Regions from separate parts of the Homo sapiens genome. Here region 2 is linked to region 1. Evidence: chromatin loops called from intact Hi-C (ENCODE). Cell type or tissue: OCI-LY7. All regions are shown on one strand. Links, peaks and the distances in the headings refer to the core of each region. The heading gives the core; the rest is flanking DNA.

What was found. A loop is a pair of places that touch in the nucleus more often than their neighbours do. Peaks named below come from ENCODE experiments on the same cell type or tissue, not always from the same donor. Only the 100,000 strongest peaks of a DNase experiment are listed, where the experiment ranks them.
Region 2: a loop joins it to region 1, with 3 times the contacts of the local background. A loop is called at or near these places in 1 of 110 quality-filtered maps.

Annotation. Positions count from the first base shown.
Region 1 is chr6:5,719,254-5,727,206 of GRCh38, reverse strand. The region is part of intron 6 of FARS2 (phenylalanyl-tRNA synthetase 2, mitochondrial); the gene reads right to left. Among named protein-coding and RNA genes, the nearest start is that of FARS2-AS1, 270 kb to the right of the region's middle. RefSeq lists an enhancer at 2,901-3,220. In OCI-LY7, for the core only: no CTCF peak of the experiment used is centred there; DNase peaks (open chromatin) are centred at 2,626 and 3,116; H3K4me3 peaks cover 1,632 bases; H3K27ac peaks cover 591 bases.
Region 2 is chr6:5,623,708-5,631,660 of GRCh38, reverse strand. The region is part of intron 6 of FARS2 (phenylalanyl-tRNA synthetase 2, mitochondrial); the gene reads right to left. Among named protein-coding and RNA genes, the nearest start is that of FARS2-AS1, 170 kb to the right of the region's middle. RefSeq lists an enhancer at 4,242-4,511. In OCI-LY7, for the core only: no CTCF peak of the experiment used is centred there; a DNase peak (open chromatin) is centred at 4,320; H3K4me3 peaks cover 717 bases; H3K27ac peaks cover 768 bases.

The DNA of each region.
Region 1 (7,953 bases), core at 1,581-5,580:
TCCCATGCCCACCCCTACAGCAGCAGCCGCCGTTACTGTTGACTGAGCAGCTTCCTGGGTGCCATGCACTGCAGTCACGCTTTTCCTACCAGTAACAGCCCGGTGAGGAAGGTAGGTACTGCAGAGGCATTGCTCCTTTACAGACGGTGGAAGTGAAGCTCAATGAGGCCAAGTATCTGACCCAAGGCCATACCATTTGCAGTTGACAGCGGTCACGAAGGTATTTGAACTGTGCTTGTTTTAACCAAGACCATCAATGGGATAGCCTAAGGATGCTACTTTCAGCCCCTGTCCAGTTACCCGGGAAGCTCACCCTGGAAGGGCCATGATCCTGAGGAAGCACTGTCTGTGAGGAAGGGAAGGGCCCACTGTCTCTGGTGCAGGAGCCATTGGCTGGGAATTTCCATTCCTAGAGATGGCGGTGCCCCTGGGGCTTAAAGAGGGCAGAGGGGTTCGCAGATCAAGAGCAGTTCTTTAAGAACTGACATGCCCCACCCTCTGGAGCCCTCCATCTCTGCTAAAACAATGGCTGCTCTGCAGTTGTGGTCTCCGAGGCATAGAGGGATCCTGGGCACATGCTCCCTCCTTTACTTTTTCTACTTTAAAAATATCGTTAAGACAATTGCAGAAATATTAAAGGAAAACAATTCATGTGCTCCTGCGCTGCCCATCTTAACACGAGTGCCACTGTTTATCTGTGTTTCTTTACGGCCCTGGCTCATGTGCAACCATGTTTTTACATCGTGAGGACCATCATGCATGTGTGGTTTCAGGCTTTATTTCATTTATCATCATTGCCTAAATATTTGCCCATGCTGCAGCAGAGTCTTCATTCTTAGCATCATACTGGCGGGCTCCAGCCATCATCTAGGAGCCCCCTGGCACTGGGCCTGCTGGTGAGGGAGTGAGGCGCTGCAAATTCCTTCCCCAAGTCTACGCGTGGGCAGCATGGCCTCAAACATGCACACGTGTATTGTAACCCCTGATGAGGGCCTTCTGGAGGTGATTAATCCCAAGTGAGGATTAAAAAAAAAAAGATTCTAAAAAGAAAAAAAGAGCCAGGTTTCTACTTATGTGAGTGAACACAGTGCAGGTGCCGTTTTGAGGAAGGTGGCAGCATACCTAGTCTTTTAAAGTCAGGCCTCTACTGTGCCCTACTGTGAATGACACCCACTGACCCAAATTCATCCACCTCCTTCCAATGCCTATTCCAACAATGATGATGACAATGGTGGTGATTATAATACCAGCTTACCCTTATTTATTTATTTAGAGGCAGAGTCTTGCTCTGTTGCCCAGGCTGGAGTGCAGTGGCCCCATCTCGACTCACTGCAACCTCTGCCTCTCTGGTTCAAGCGATTCTCCTGCCTCAGCCTCCCGAGTAGCTGGGATTACAGGTGTGCGCGCCACGCCCAGCTAATTTTTGTATTTTTAGTAGACACGGGGTTTCGCCATGTTGGCCAGGCTGGTCTCGAACTCCTGAGCTCAACTGATCCACCAGCTTTGGCCTCTCAAAGTGCTGGGATTACAGGTGTGAGCCACCATGCCTGGCCCCAGCTAACCTTTTTAAAGCACTTTTCCACAGCTAGGCAAAGCTCCAAAAATGTCACATGCATCAACTCATTTGCTCTTTTAAGTACATACCACTATTATTTCTGTTTTACAGATGTAGAAACTGAGGCACAGGGAGGCCAGGTAACTCTTCCCACTGCCAGTGGCCAGGACTGGAGCCCGGGCAGCCAGGCTGCAGAGGCCATGCTTGGAACCATTTTAAAATAACTGCCTCAAAACTCAGACCTAACTTCCCTCCCTGCTCAAAGGTCTTCTCACCTGATGATCATCAAACGCAGTTCCAACTTCTTACTCTGGCACTTAATGCCTTGCCCAACCTGCCTCCAAAGCTCCTTTCCAATTTTCTCCCCACGGACACCTTTCACCTTCCTCCATACACCCCAGCGCCCATGTTCAAAGTCATCACGCCATCCCCAAAACAGGCTACGAATTTGGCCATCACTAACCCTCTCTTTCAACTAAAGAAAGCTGCTCAGCACTGGGGTGTCTGCTCCGCATCATCCAGAGATTTCATGGAAATCCCACGGCTTTTAAGTCAGGCCATTGCAAAATACCTTCCCTTAGACAGAAGACATAGCTGACTGTTTTCCACGTGTGGTAACACGGTAATAGCGAGAAACTTCATTTCATCTTTAGAATTTTGTGTGATTATTTGTTTAATGGCATCTGCCCCACTACGTTTTAGTCTCCTGGAAGGAAAGGTCTATGTCTGTGTCTTGTCTGCTGCCTGGCATGGTGCAGGACACAGAGTAGACCTAACATATATTCCAAAAAGGGGCAGATGTATTTCATGTTACTGTGGAGACCTGAATTAGGATTCATCTGTGGAAATTATGGGGCAGATTATGGCTCAATGTAAAGAAGAATTCCCTGATTACAAAGAGTGGTCCTGAAGTACGGTGGGCTGCTATGCACAGAGGCTGAGGGGAGGTGAGTGCAGCCAGTGTCGGGGAGGACACAGAAGCCTCAAGATCCTTCCGTGAGGGACAGTCTTAGCCTCGGCTGGCCCCCGTAGAGCACCAGGCTCAGGCTGCAGGATGCGCTGTCTCCTGCCAGGCACAGTCATGAGAGGAGTTCTCCTCCTCCCTTCTCAACTAGTGGTGGTTTCTTTTTGCGTCCTGGGGGCTCTGTTCCTTGGCTGTGGGCCACCCTGGGGACTCAGAGCTGGCTCTGGCCACCTCATGGGCACAGGCAATCCTGAGACTCAGGCCACAGTGGCACTACTATGGTCATGGATATTTCGTGATGACCACAAAGGGAAGGGATGGCTCCAGCAACGGAGTCCCCTGTCATTTCCTGTGTGCAAACATTCTGCTTACTCCTTGTCCCTGCTAGCTCCTCTTCATCCTGGAACCCAGAATCACCCAGCTCCTCTTGAATCCAGCAGGGAGGGCACCGGTGGTTGCCCTCTCAGGTCTCTGATGGCTGACAGCCCTGTGCCAACCCTTCCTTAGGAAAGGCGTCTAAGCTGTGGAAGCTGCCTAATGGCGCAGATTCTAAGCCCCATCAGAGAAGTGAAACCATGCAGTGTGGGGAAAAGGGAACTGAAATTGAAAACCCTTGCCTGGAGCGGCCTCCCGTGTAACCCACTGGGGCGGCCCTTCCTTTCCCGCCGAGCCCACTCTTTCTCTGACAGCCCCTGTGCGGTGGACAGCCCAGCGTGGCCACCGCTCTGCAGGGTGTTTCCTCTGTCTTGGGGGAGTGTGCCTGTTACTAGCTGGGCCCCTCACAACAGAGACCGCCTGCTGTGGCCGCTTCTAAAATTCATTTCAAGGCACAGTTTGGCCCAAAGCCCTGAAGCCTCTTTTCAGGAAGAAAGCAAGGAGCCTCCCAATTTCATTTTGTTTTCTTACTGCTTGTTCAAAGAACAATCATATAAGATAAAAATACCATCCCCAGGCAAAGAGAATTTAATTCAAACATTCTTGAGAACAGATTCAACAACCTTTTCCTCACACGCAAAACAAAAACAAACCTGCTTCATTCTTGGTTTTTCCCAGTTACATAAAGAAAGGAAAAATGGATCGAGAGAGGCAGTGTATACAGGAGAGAGAATCTCCACCTGTGCAGTAAACGTGACTGAGAGGCTTGTGACAGCGGTTCACAGGCATTGTCCTGTTCGATGTTCTCAACAAGCCTATGAGCGGATCCTGCAATTATTCCACATCATAGATGAAGAAGATGAAGACACTGAGGCCTGGAAGGGTCTGCAGCGTGTCCAAGGGTGCACACAAAGCCGAGTTTTGAATCCAGCAGCCTTTTCCCATGACCCATGATACTACACTTGATATTTGCAATAACTAGGGTTGAACAAGCTAGAAATCAAACGGCATGTAAATAAATGAAATATATAGATATGAGCTTTGTTTCTTTTCTACCCTTATTCTCTTTTTATATCAAACCCAGGGGCACGTACTTGGGTCTGTCATGACCCACGGCTCCCGACACACTCGCGAGTGGCCCATTCGTGGCCTGTCACCTTCACTCACTCACCCTTACTTAATAAGATCACAAACACCCACAAAACCCCACTCACCCCCAGAACCGGAACTCGGATGAGGACTTTTGTCCATCTGTGGAGTCTTCCCCAACTCATCCTCCTGCCTGCCCTCTCTCAGGGAATCACTGTTCTGAATCCTTGTTTATTGCTCCCTTGACTTCCTTTGTAGATAGCTCTGAGGTTTTAGTAAGTTGTTTATTTTATAAAATGAATACCATGCTGTATGTAATCTTTTGGGATTTTCTTTTTTACTTATATTTACAACTTCATAACTAGGGTTTAGAGTTTCAAACCCAGTCGTGGCCCCCTAGAGAAGAATGGAGGTGGAAGTGGGGTGAGGGGAGACTTCCTGAGGCTACAAGGTGGACATGACCTTTCACCTTGCTTCACACCCCTCCAAGGACATCCTCGTTGCACTCAGAATAAAATCCAGCTCTCACCTTGGTTCCTCAGGCCCGATCAGTGTAGCCCTTGACAGCCTCACTGACCTTTTCTCTCCCTGCGCTTCCCCCTCCTCACCATGCTCAGCACAGGGGTTCTTCTGCTGCCCCTGGAACATTCCCTGTGAGCTCTTGCCATCAAGCCTGGGCTGGCTATCCCAGTCGACCTGCTCTTAAGTTTCATCTTAAACGTCACTGCCTCCGCAGCCTTTCAGGGCCATCCCACCTGAGATAACCCCTCTGTCACAGCGCACTGCTTTGTTTTGGTTACAGCACCCCTGATGTATTTTGTTTATTATCTATCTTCCCCCTTTACAAGAAAAACGTCTTGTCTATGTCAAACTGTATATCTAGTGAGGAGTTTTAAAAGACTGTTCTGCAGACCTGTGGGGGTCTCCAAAACCCTTTCAGGGATTTGTAAGGTCAAAGCATTTTCATACTATTAAGACTTTATTTGCCCTTTTCGCTGTATTGCCACTTACATCTTTGGTGCAAAAGCAACAGTAGATAAAACTGTGGGTGCCTTAGCTGGGATCAAGGTAGTGGCACCAGCTTATACTGGCAGTCACTGCATTTTTTACCATCTCACACTTACAAGGAAAAAAACAACAATTTGTTTCATCCATTAAAGCTGGAAAAAAAGAGAATATTTAAAACGTCCTTAAAAAGCACTACAAATTATTACCTTTATTAAGTTTCAACCCTTGATATGCCTTTTTTATATTCTGTGTGACTCAGTGGGAAACACACACAGAGAACCCGTGGTACACGCTGAAGCACAAGGTTGTCTCAAGGAAATGTGCATCTGAGATTCAACTGTGAGCTGAACCAGCAACTCTTTTTCATGGAACATTATTTTTACATGGAAGAAGTACTGACAGACCAATGATGGCAGAGATAATAAATGCAATGAGCCTGCCACTTCAAGAACTGACAGTGTTTTTGGCCAATGATAAAATTCAAGCAAATTTGGAAAATTGTCAACGTTGGAAAATGTGTCTCCATATTTCCCAATACTTAAGGCATTCCTGATAGGATTGGTGATGATACTAATGAATGTGATTTTTTGATCTTAGATAATGAAATGTGTCGACGCTTAAAAGAGTTACATAACTCACTGAACCAATATTTCTAATTGAATGATGCACGATTTCACACAATCATGAAAGAGTGAATGATCCATTCAAAATTGCAAGATAGACTAATCGATTTCAATGTAACAAGTGAAAAATTATATCAGTCATTGATATAATTTCAGATTTCACAATGCAACTAACTTTTAAAAAACTACTACTTTTCCGGTTTTGGTAGAGTGTCAAAGAATGAATAGCCACAATTTTCTCAAAAGTCTATTAACACACTTTTCCCTTTTCTAACAAAATATCTGGGGTAACCAAAACAACTTAAGAGCATCAGACTGAATACAGAAGCTGGTATAAGAAGCTAGTTGTCTTCTTAGACCAGACCCGAAAAAGATTTGCAAAAATATAAATCAATGTCATTCTTTTCACAAAAATTTTTATAGTTATTTTTCATAGAATTATATTAGGTTAATATGCAATGGTTTTATTATTGATATGTTTAAATAATAAAATCTTTTAAAATGTTTTACTTAAAACATTTAAACTTTATTTCTTTTTAAAGAGACAGGTTTCACTATGTCACCCAGGCTAGAGTATAGTGGTATGATCACAGCTCACTGCAGCCTCGACCTCCTGGCCTCAAACAATTTTTTCACCTCAGCCTCCTAAGTGGCTGGGACTACAGGCATGTGCTACCTAGCACAGCTAATTAAAAAAAATTTTTTTTTGTAGTGATGGGGGTCTTGCTATGTTACCCAGGCTGGTCTTGAACTCCTATCCTCAAGCAATCCTTCTGCCTCCACCTCCCAAAGTGCTGGGACTATAGAGCATGAGCCACTATGCCCAGGCAAAGCATTTAAACATTTATATACAGTTTTAATTTTTAATATGATCAATATCAGTAGATATAACCCCAAATAAACAAAAACTCTCTGGGGTCCTCAATAATTTTTAAGAATGTAAAGGGGATCTTGAGGCTATTTAAATTTAATAATCTTGAGACTTATGAATGTAAAGGCAATCTAGAAAACTAGTGGTCTGAGAATGCTGCTCTAGAGCCTAGGGCATGCTAGGTACACAATAAATGCTGAATGAATATTGTAAAGACACATTCTCTTTAGTATTTGTCTGCCTTCTGAAGCTTCTCTCTTTCAAAACATCTCCAATTAACATCTGGAAAACTGATCAATTAACATCTGGAAAACTGATCAATTAACATCTGGAAAACTGATGTGTTTGTTTTATTTTCTTGTGAGCCATAATGCTTTAACTAGGGCTCATACACGTTTGAGTAGCGCTACTTAGATGAAGACCCAATGGCAAGAGTCTGTAAGCCCCAGAACTCAGAAGTTACCCTCAGAATCACTATAAATGTCTCCAACTATTTTTTATCCCTTCCTTTTTCTTAAGTGCCTACATCAAGATAAAAATTTAAAACTAGTTCGCAATGTATTTAATGGAATTGCTTTTAACTATTGGTATTGCAGCAGTGTTGTTTTTTTTTTTATGTAGAGCATTGTGAATGCAGGGTGATCTAGCTACACCGCATACTAAACAGGAGACTAACTACCATTTAAACAGCAGTTTTTAATAGGAAAGCACAGGCCAACTTTTACAAGTGACTCTCAAGTGTCCTTCTGGAAGACAATAGACGTGGTGGTTATAACAATTTCTGTGGTATAATAGAGAGTCCACAACAGGTTTGTGTCACACTAAACGGAAGCCACATTGCAAGCTGTCTCAAGTTTAAGCAAACACTATGCTTTACAAGATTATTTTTGAATGGGCTGCAATACATAAAATCAACTACAAGCTTTCAGATGAGCTGAATGATGCTACAGAACCTGAACTTGAACTACCTTGTCTTGGTAAGATGTACCTTCTCTCTGTTAGTGTCACACCAATGACAAACTGGTGACAGCCACAGCTCCTGGCTGGCCGCATCCCTGGAACTTCTGGTAAAGTCCACATAAAGCTCATCTTTGTGTGAGGCCCCAGAGAGTTGAGGCCTCACGAGGGCATTGAGTTGTGCCCTCGCAACTGCCTTACCTGAGATTTCTGAAGAAAGGTCTCCCGCTTTCAAAATCCCACATTAGCATCTAAGTGCTATCTTTCAGCTACAGCAGGCAGCTCTTTTTTCTTTTCTTCTCTTTTCTTTATCTCTTTCTCTCTTTCTTTCCTTTCTTTTTCTTTCTTCTTCCTTTTTTTTTTTTTTTAATTTTTTTTGAGACAGGGTCTTGCCTCACTCTGTCACCCAGGCTGCAGTGTAGTGGTGTGATCACAGCTCACTGTAGCCTTGACCATTCAGCCCAAGAGATCCTCCCACCTCAGCCTCCCAAGTAGCTGGGACCATAGGTGT
Region 2 (7,953 bases), core at 2,381-6,380, 96 kb after region 1:
GAGTGAAGCTGCCTGTGGGGCAGAGTGGTATCCAAGATCTCAGACAATTCCAGTCATGGAAGAAGGACTCCACACAGACAGGATGCAGGAGCACACCTGCCTTAGAGGGCCCTGGCTACATTCTCTAAGAGACATTTGTTTCTTGAGAAGCACTTGAAACAGCTCGGCTTTGAAGGTTAGAGGGACCTTGAATTTTGTTTTTCTATTAACTATTAGGATTTTTCAATCTTGAATATCTATATTGATCTCCTTTACTTAAACTATGCTAAGAATAGCTTCCATTCAGACTAGTTGTCTTGAGAATTTGATCTGTTTAATATTGCCAGATTTATTCCTATATCAGACATGATATAAATTTATTTGGGATTCATATTTAAATAGATTCTCCTGCAGTAGGAATCCCAAAACTAAGATGTTCAATGCATAGGTATTCATTGATTCAATCTGGGTTGAAAAAAATTCTAAATATAATCAACTCTTATCTGTTTTCCCAGCAATATGTTCCTCACACCTTCCTTTCCCAGCTTTCTTTCTCTTATTTTGGGGAGGCTGTTTTTAGTTTGTGAGGTGAGTGGAGGTCAAGTCTAATTTCAAATTGTGCATACTTGGTATTGTATTGCACTTTGCTTCCCAAGGAGTGGGTTTCTCCTTTGGAGGAGGCAATTCTAGGTAGCAGGTGAACAGATTCCCCTGCCATACAAAACTGAGGGGAAGTAAATGCAACTTTAAGAAGTTTTCTCCCCCATGTGCCATATTAAGAAATGCTGATCAAAGCATCGCTCAGACTCCATTCATATTTTCAGGTCTTAATTTGCATGCCACATTCTTTCTTAAGTTAGACACACCGGCTTTACTTGATGAAGTGAATTTAATGAGGCTTGTCTTAAGTGGGCCACCCCAGTGCTGGGGAACTCTGATAGCCAATCATCACGTCTGTGTAATTCTCCCTTCTCAGAGAGGGCTGACAGGAGCGCTTTCAGCCATCTTATCCCACCCTTCAAGTGAGCTATACGAGGAAGGAAAATCAGAACGGGTAAATGACAGCAACGTGAAACTTCCCTGCAGTATTATTTCAAATGCCTATTACCAGACACATAAGTATGAAGAGGCAGGTCTGGTTTCCAGAGTCAGGACGTTTTGCTTGCTCCATGAGACACCAACCCTTTGCATAAATCCATTAAATCAAGTATTCTCTAGTTATGAACATTTGTGGAATAAATACAAGTAAAGACACAACGGGTGGGATATTTAAAGAAACATGATCATCCAAAGTATTTTTCTACCATTGAACTGACTACTAGAAGACTACTCATTGTCAAATCCATGTGGTCTGCGCTTGTTTTCTGATGACACTACAGTCTCACTCCTGCAAGAGACTGTACCTTCCAATGGCTTTCATTCCCAGCCTCTGCTCTTTGACTTCCATCTCTTGGGTCTCCCTTCTTAGTTCCTCACTCACTGTCTCCACCATCCTTTAAACCTTGGTGTTCCCTCGGGTCCTTTCCTCACCTTGCTCTTCACCTGTTCTAGACATTCACCAGGCATTTGGGTCATGTCTGGAGCTCCAGTGGTCAAGAGTAGTACACGTTCCAATCCTGGCCTCTCTCTGCTGAGCTCTTAGGGTAACATTCCCCTGTGTCCTGCCTCAAACTCAGGAAGTCCAAAAGTCACTAAATCATCTTCTCCACCAAAGCACTGCTGCCCCTACTTAATCCTCATCTCCATTCCAACCACCAAACTCTTGGCCGCACAGGTCAGGACTCTGAGAGTTATGTGGTTTCTTCATCCCCACGATCTCTCCTTTGAACTGGCCCCGTTTCCCATAGATTTGAGCTCCTGTCTTTTTTTTTATATTGTCAGCTTCTCCCCACAAGGCCCCCGGCACTAACTCAGCCCAGACTCTCATCTCCTGTCACTCAGACTATTTATTAAATTTTTCCTTGACCTGTTTTCCAACCACCAACCTTACCCTTGGCCAACAAAGTTAAGATAGGTAATCATTTAAAAACTGCACATAGTAGGATTATTTAATGACTCTCCACATTTTCTACCAGGAAAGCCCACATTTTTATAAGGGAATACAGGCTTTAGGATCTAGCCCCTCATCTCCTCAGCCTCGTTTTCCCAACTCTCCCATCCTCCCTATTATGCTGCTCACACTACTTCACTCTTACATTTCTGTCTGTATACGTGGGCAACATGTACAAAGACAGACATATACATTCTACCTGAAATTTCTAGGCCCCTTCCATATCAAATTCCTATTTGTTTTTCAAGATTCAGCTGAACCACAATCCGCAAACATTTCTTGAGTATATAAGGCAAAGTAAGGTGCTACCCCTGTTTGAAATCATGGTGACACGTTTCTAATTTAAGACATTTTTTCACAATGAATCACATATACCTATGTGATACCTCCTATCAGACTGTGAGCTTCTTGAGGACAAGCACTCATTTTTTAAAAGTTATTTTTATATCTCAGACCATAAATATCACAGATGGCAAACTGCCTCACCCATGGTAAGTGTTTAACCCATTTATGGGACATCCTGTGATCCCTGGAACAGATGTGTTACAACCTGACATGGTGCTGATTTTCAGCCGTTCTAGCTATAAGGAAAAAAGCCATTTTCAGTTCATACTGAAATGGTCACCTCAGCCTCAACCCTGTGGTGCTCCAGAGTTCTCTCAGAGGGAAGCTGATCACTTCAACCTCTTACCTCTTCCTTCTTGTCCTCTGCCAGTGCCTGAAGTCTGCAATTGCATGTGTTTTAGAACTCATTTGATCTCAGGTGATGGCAGTGCACATCAAACCAGCTTAAACAACAGGAGAGTTACCACCGGCTTAGGGAATCTGAGGAAGGACTGGATAACCAGGCTGTGGGAAGGGCAGCATGCGGCTGGGCGCCAGAACACCAGGGAACCAGGGACTCAGGCACACCAGCACTTTCCCTCCATCTCTCATCTCTGTTCACCACATTCTCCCCTTGATGGGAAACGTGGCCGGGGATGGTTCCTAGGTACTCACAGCTTCAGCCGCTGGAGGAGTAATCCAAGCGCCCTTTGGTTTTCTGTCCAAACATTACAGAGAAGAGGCCTCGCCTGCCCAGCTTTGCTGGGTGCCCATCTTCAGATCTGTCCACGGGGCCAAAGCGTGGAGTCCCACTCTGCCAACGTGGAGGCTCCCTTACTGACCATGCCTTTGCGGGAAGAAGCTGCTTCTAGAAAGGGGTTCTGACAGCCCGGGTCAGAGGTCCACTATTGCTGTCACTCCAAATAGGATGGTCTAGGGACAGAGTGGTTTGGAAATTACACCTTCAAGAGACCTGAAGTTTCTCTGCCTTCCCTGTACAGACAAGCTTTTTTCTTCCTTTCATGTTACCTTCCTTCAGAAATTTTCCCTGTTCCTCATCTGTGGCAAACAAACAAGCAAACTTACACACAAACACATTACAATTTGACTGCTTGAATTTCCATCCAACCCTGTGATCTCCCCCGTTCCTGTCAGAAAGGGTTTCCCAGGTAACCGTGAATAATTTACATACTTCCTACAGTTTTCTGCTCCTGGAAGCTAAAGAGTTTAAAACTGTATTTTGTATAGGATATGACCAACCTCGTTAAAATCCCTTCTCTTTTTGTTTCCTTTTTTCCTTTTCCCTATCTGAATATTTGGCCTGCACCAAATAATTTTTAAATCATCAATTTACTTAGGACCCAACTTCTGTTTCTAAGGAGTATTCTCCACCCTAGTCAGTTTCTCCCTTTCAAGAAATCATCATAATGGATAGTAAAGAGTTCTGGTCACCTAGCTGGAAAACACTGCCAACTGAGGTTAAGTTGTGGCCTATATATCAAGTTAGGTTAGTTACCTCTGGAGAAAAAACAATATAACATACGTTGTTGATGGAATTTCTTTCTCTTTATCATTAATTCATCAAAAATACGTATTGAGTACTTACTCTGTTCTATATCCCAAATATAGTAGAAAGCTAAAGACCCAGTAATTGATAGTAACTCAGTGCAGTGATGAAAAGACGTATAAACACCAGGCAATGTGGCAATTGCTATAACAGAGAAATGGGTTAGAAATGCTTATTCCATCATCACTGCAGAATTTCAAAAATTGTATGCCATGTGCATTGCCGGACAGGCAATCTGCTACGAGAAATTAGCATATTGAATGAATTCTGAGATAAGCAATTACTCTAGTAAAATTCTGTGTAAATGTCTAGACCACAGCTGTCCTGCCTTATATAAATATTTCACCTGCTTAATTTTCACTACTAGTTTCCTCTTTCTTCATCTTACTACTGTTATTTCCTTTAGGGGAAAGTGAAAGCAAAGAAAAGCAGCCACATCTGTCAAACACAGAATCCAAAACCTACTGCAGGGTATGCCTTCATTCCCGAGAAGTATAACACAAATTAGGCTCATCTTATAAAATACAGTCATGCACTGCACAACGGCATTTCAGTCAAAGAAAGACTGCATATGCAATGATGGTCCCATAAGATTATAGTGGAGCTGAAAGCTACCTATCACCCAGTGACATTATCATCAGTGTAAAGTCACAGAGCAACACATTACTCATGCATTTGTGGTGATGCGGTGTGAACAAACCTACTACGCTGCCACTTTTATGAAGTATGTTTAGATATGTTCAGATACTGTACTTAACATTGTGTTACAACTCCCTACAGTATTCAATACAGTAACATGCTGTGCAGGTTTGTGGCCTAGAAGCAATAGGCTACACTGTACCCCATACAGCCTATGTGTGCAGTAGGCTGCACCTTCTAGGTTTGTGTAAGTACACTCCATAATACTTACATAACAAAATCTAATGACGAATTTCTCAGAATGTATCCCCGTCGTTAAGTGATGCATGACTATAGTTATGTTCACAAAAGATTATTAGGTAACTGGAATTTTGTTGATTTTGTCCTCATCTCTGAACTGTGCTCCCATGGAAAAGAAATTAGTCAAAACTGAGATCTAACCAGGTCTGAGGTGAAATATCCAAACCTTTATTTGCATGGGTTTACCTGGAGGGAAAGCCTAAGGAGGATGTGGGAGAGGGGCTTTGCAAGGCTGGTAGAAAGGCGGGGCTCAAAGCTGAGTTGCTTAAGTCCCAGGTGACAAGTTGACAGTGGGGAAACGTACAGCTCTGAAATACCACTGGACACCATGATGGCCCCAAAGCCTCAACGGTGGTGTCCCCTGGGGGCCCAATGGGAGTCACTGTCATGTCCAGTGGAAGTTAGCTTGCTGTGGACACCCCCTGGGACCTACAGAAATACTTCTGGGGGGCTCTGCGGGATACTGGGATCCATGACAGCAGGTAGGTGGCGATGCACTTGGGATATCTGAGTATGAACATTATTACGTACCCTCATCTGGACCTGCAGGCTGGGGATGTCTGAGTCTGAGAACTCATTTCCTACGTGTCTGATGAGTGCCTTTTCCTTGAGGTAGTTCCCACTAGAAAACAGGGATTCCCTCATTCGTACCAGGCCTCCTTCAGGCATTATCTTCTTCCTGTAAATGTCATGGAACATTCTACCTTGCTTTTTCCTTACTAGACACCCAATTAAATTCCAATCATGATAACACCTTCCCTGGCTCTAAACCATACATGAATATGTAGATCACTATGAAGCTGTACACTATTAAACAAAACAGAAACAAAGCAAAAAACCAGCTGAAGCCTCTGTAAAGACCTGCTGGATGCCTGGATGTTCTAACTTAACCATCCCCACCACCTGCGCATCTGAGATTCAGCCTTGTGATTCCAAGCCCAGTCCCACCTCTCCGGAGAGACCATCTGGAGCCTGGCCAGCGGCTCACCATCAGGGCAGGCGGGCAGCCTTGCTGATGATTCTGCTGTAACAGCAGAGTCCCGCATCCCAGGCTGTGGCCTCCACATTCCTCTGTAACTGGGCCTTACCTAGGACTCCACTCTGCCAATGACTGGATCGCTGTCCCCCTAAGCCTTATTTCTCTGTGACCACTCATCTGCCCCACCACACATATCCACAGTGTCCACTGGCCACTTGTCTCTCTACCAAACATCCCTCCTAAGACAGACACCCAGGATCTTGGGTGCCATTAGGACCCCTGGCAGACATCTGTGCACATCATCAGTCCCTCCCCCCGGGGCTGACCTCATCCCTGTCTATGCTGGCCCCTTGCCTTCTTTGGTTCACCCTCCTGGCTGCTACTCAAGCCTCAGTTATGAGCAAATTAAAGAAAAGAATTAGCACAAGAGACATGGGAGCTGCCTCAGCCTGCACCCCTGTGTCAGTCGCGGCCCTGCTTGTGTGATCCTGGAGCCCAGCTTGTTTCTTGCTCTGGAGAAGACCAGCAACGTGAGGCCCAAGACTGCCAGACCTGTCTGTGCTGCTCAGAAATGTGAACTGGTGAAGCGTGACTCCAGTAGGTGTTACCTGCATATCCTTGAGACTTTCTCACAAATCACAGGCCTGTCTTTAGAGACCTAACTCCAAGATCTACAGTCAAGATAATGGTCCCTCTGAAGGGGCCAGGATGTATCCAAATTCATAAATCTCTTCGTTTTCAAGACAATATCATTAACTGTGGGAGCTATGGTACATTCAAGGCTGAGCCATGTGTGGGATGGGAAGAACTCAGGAGACACAGGTGGATGGACAGTGAGTTAGGCGGGGATGAGGGGCAGACTCCCATGCTGGCTCTGGACATCGAATTTGGGTGGTAGCCAGAAAGAAGTGATCTTGTGAACGGAGGGCACAAGTTTAAAAACCTCGAACAATTCAGAGTGTCACTCATAACTGCCCAAAATGAGGGGGCGGGGGCGGGGCCGCCCCACCCTACCCCATTTCTGCCAGCAATTCTGTGACTTATATCATGTCACAGGTTGCTCTTGGTGTGTGTTTAACTTGCTTGAATCTAATCATGAGGGGGTGGGGCAGGGAACATCAAAGGATGTGAGTTACTCTCATCCCTCATCTTGGAAAGAGAGCATTCCATCGCCACACTACAAAAAGGTGCCCAGGATGCCAAGGGAAGACAATAGCCAAAGACTCGCTGAAAACCGCTAAGTGAAAGTTAAAAAGGATTTCATGAAGGTGTGCATTGCAACAGCAGAACATTGAAGATACAGCTCCTTCAGCGCCCGGCTTCTCTCCCTGCCTAGCTGCTGTTGAGCAAGCAGTCTCTCTGCCTCTGCCCTTCTCTCTGCAGAGACACTACTCCTGGGTCCCTGCCAGGACAGCACTGAAGGGAATCCCGAAGAATCTTTAGGCAAATGGTGATGTGCAGGGCAACAAGGAGGAACAAGGTGTTTGGGGACTGAACAAACTGTGATTTAATTCATCTAATGCTGGTGTCAAGCAGGGCTGCTATGTGATGGGAATGAGATGCACCCATCGTAAGCTGTTAAAAGAAAGCTTGGGGAAGGAGGAAAGAGAAAGGAAGAAGGGGAAAACAGATATCCAGGCTAAAAACAGTTTGTGAGAATTGCTTTTTCGGCTGTCTGAACCACCACAACAAAAGTTCTTATACCCACATCACCAGCATTACAATAAAAATGGAAAAGAAAAGGAAGCAGCCAGGAGAGTTTTAAAGAGGCCTGGCAGTGTCTGGCCATCCCCTTGGTACTGCATGCTGCCAATTTCAAGGAGACACAACTTCTGACAAGCTCCCTGTACCCATGGCTCTCTCAAGATTAGCTGTCATTGGCTTTTCAGCGCTAGGCTATCTTTAAGTTCAGATAACTGCACTTATTTGGCTCTGTCCAGAGGAATAAGACCAGGATGTGATTTGCAAACCAGAAATGTCATCTCATCTGCCACTGTCCACAGCATTTTCCCAACACAGGACCCAGAGAACACCCAGACTGGCTATATAACTCTGCTGACCAGCATCGATGCCACTTTACAAAGTCTTTATTTTATTTATTTATTTTTTTTGAGA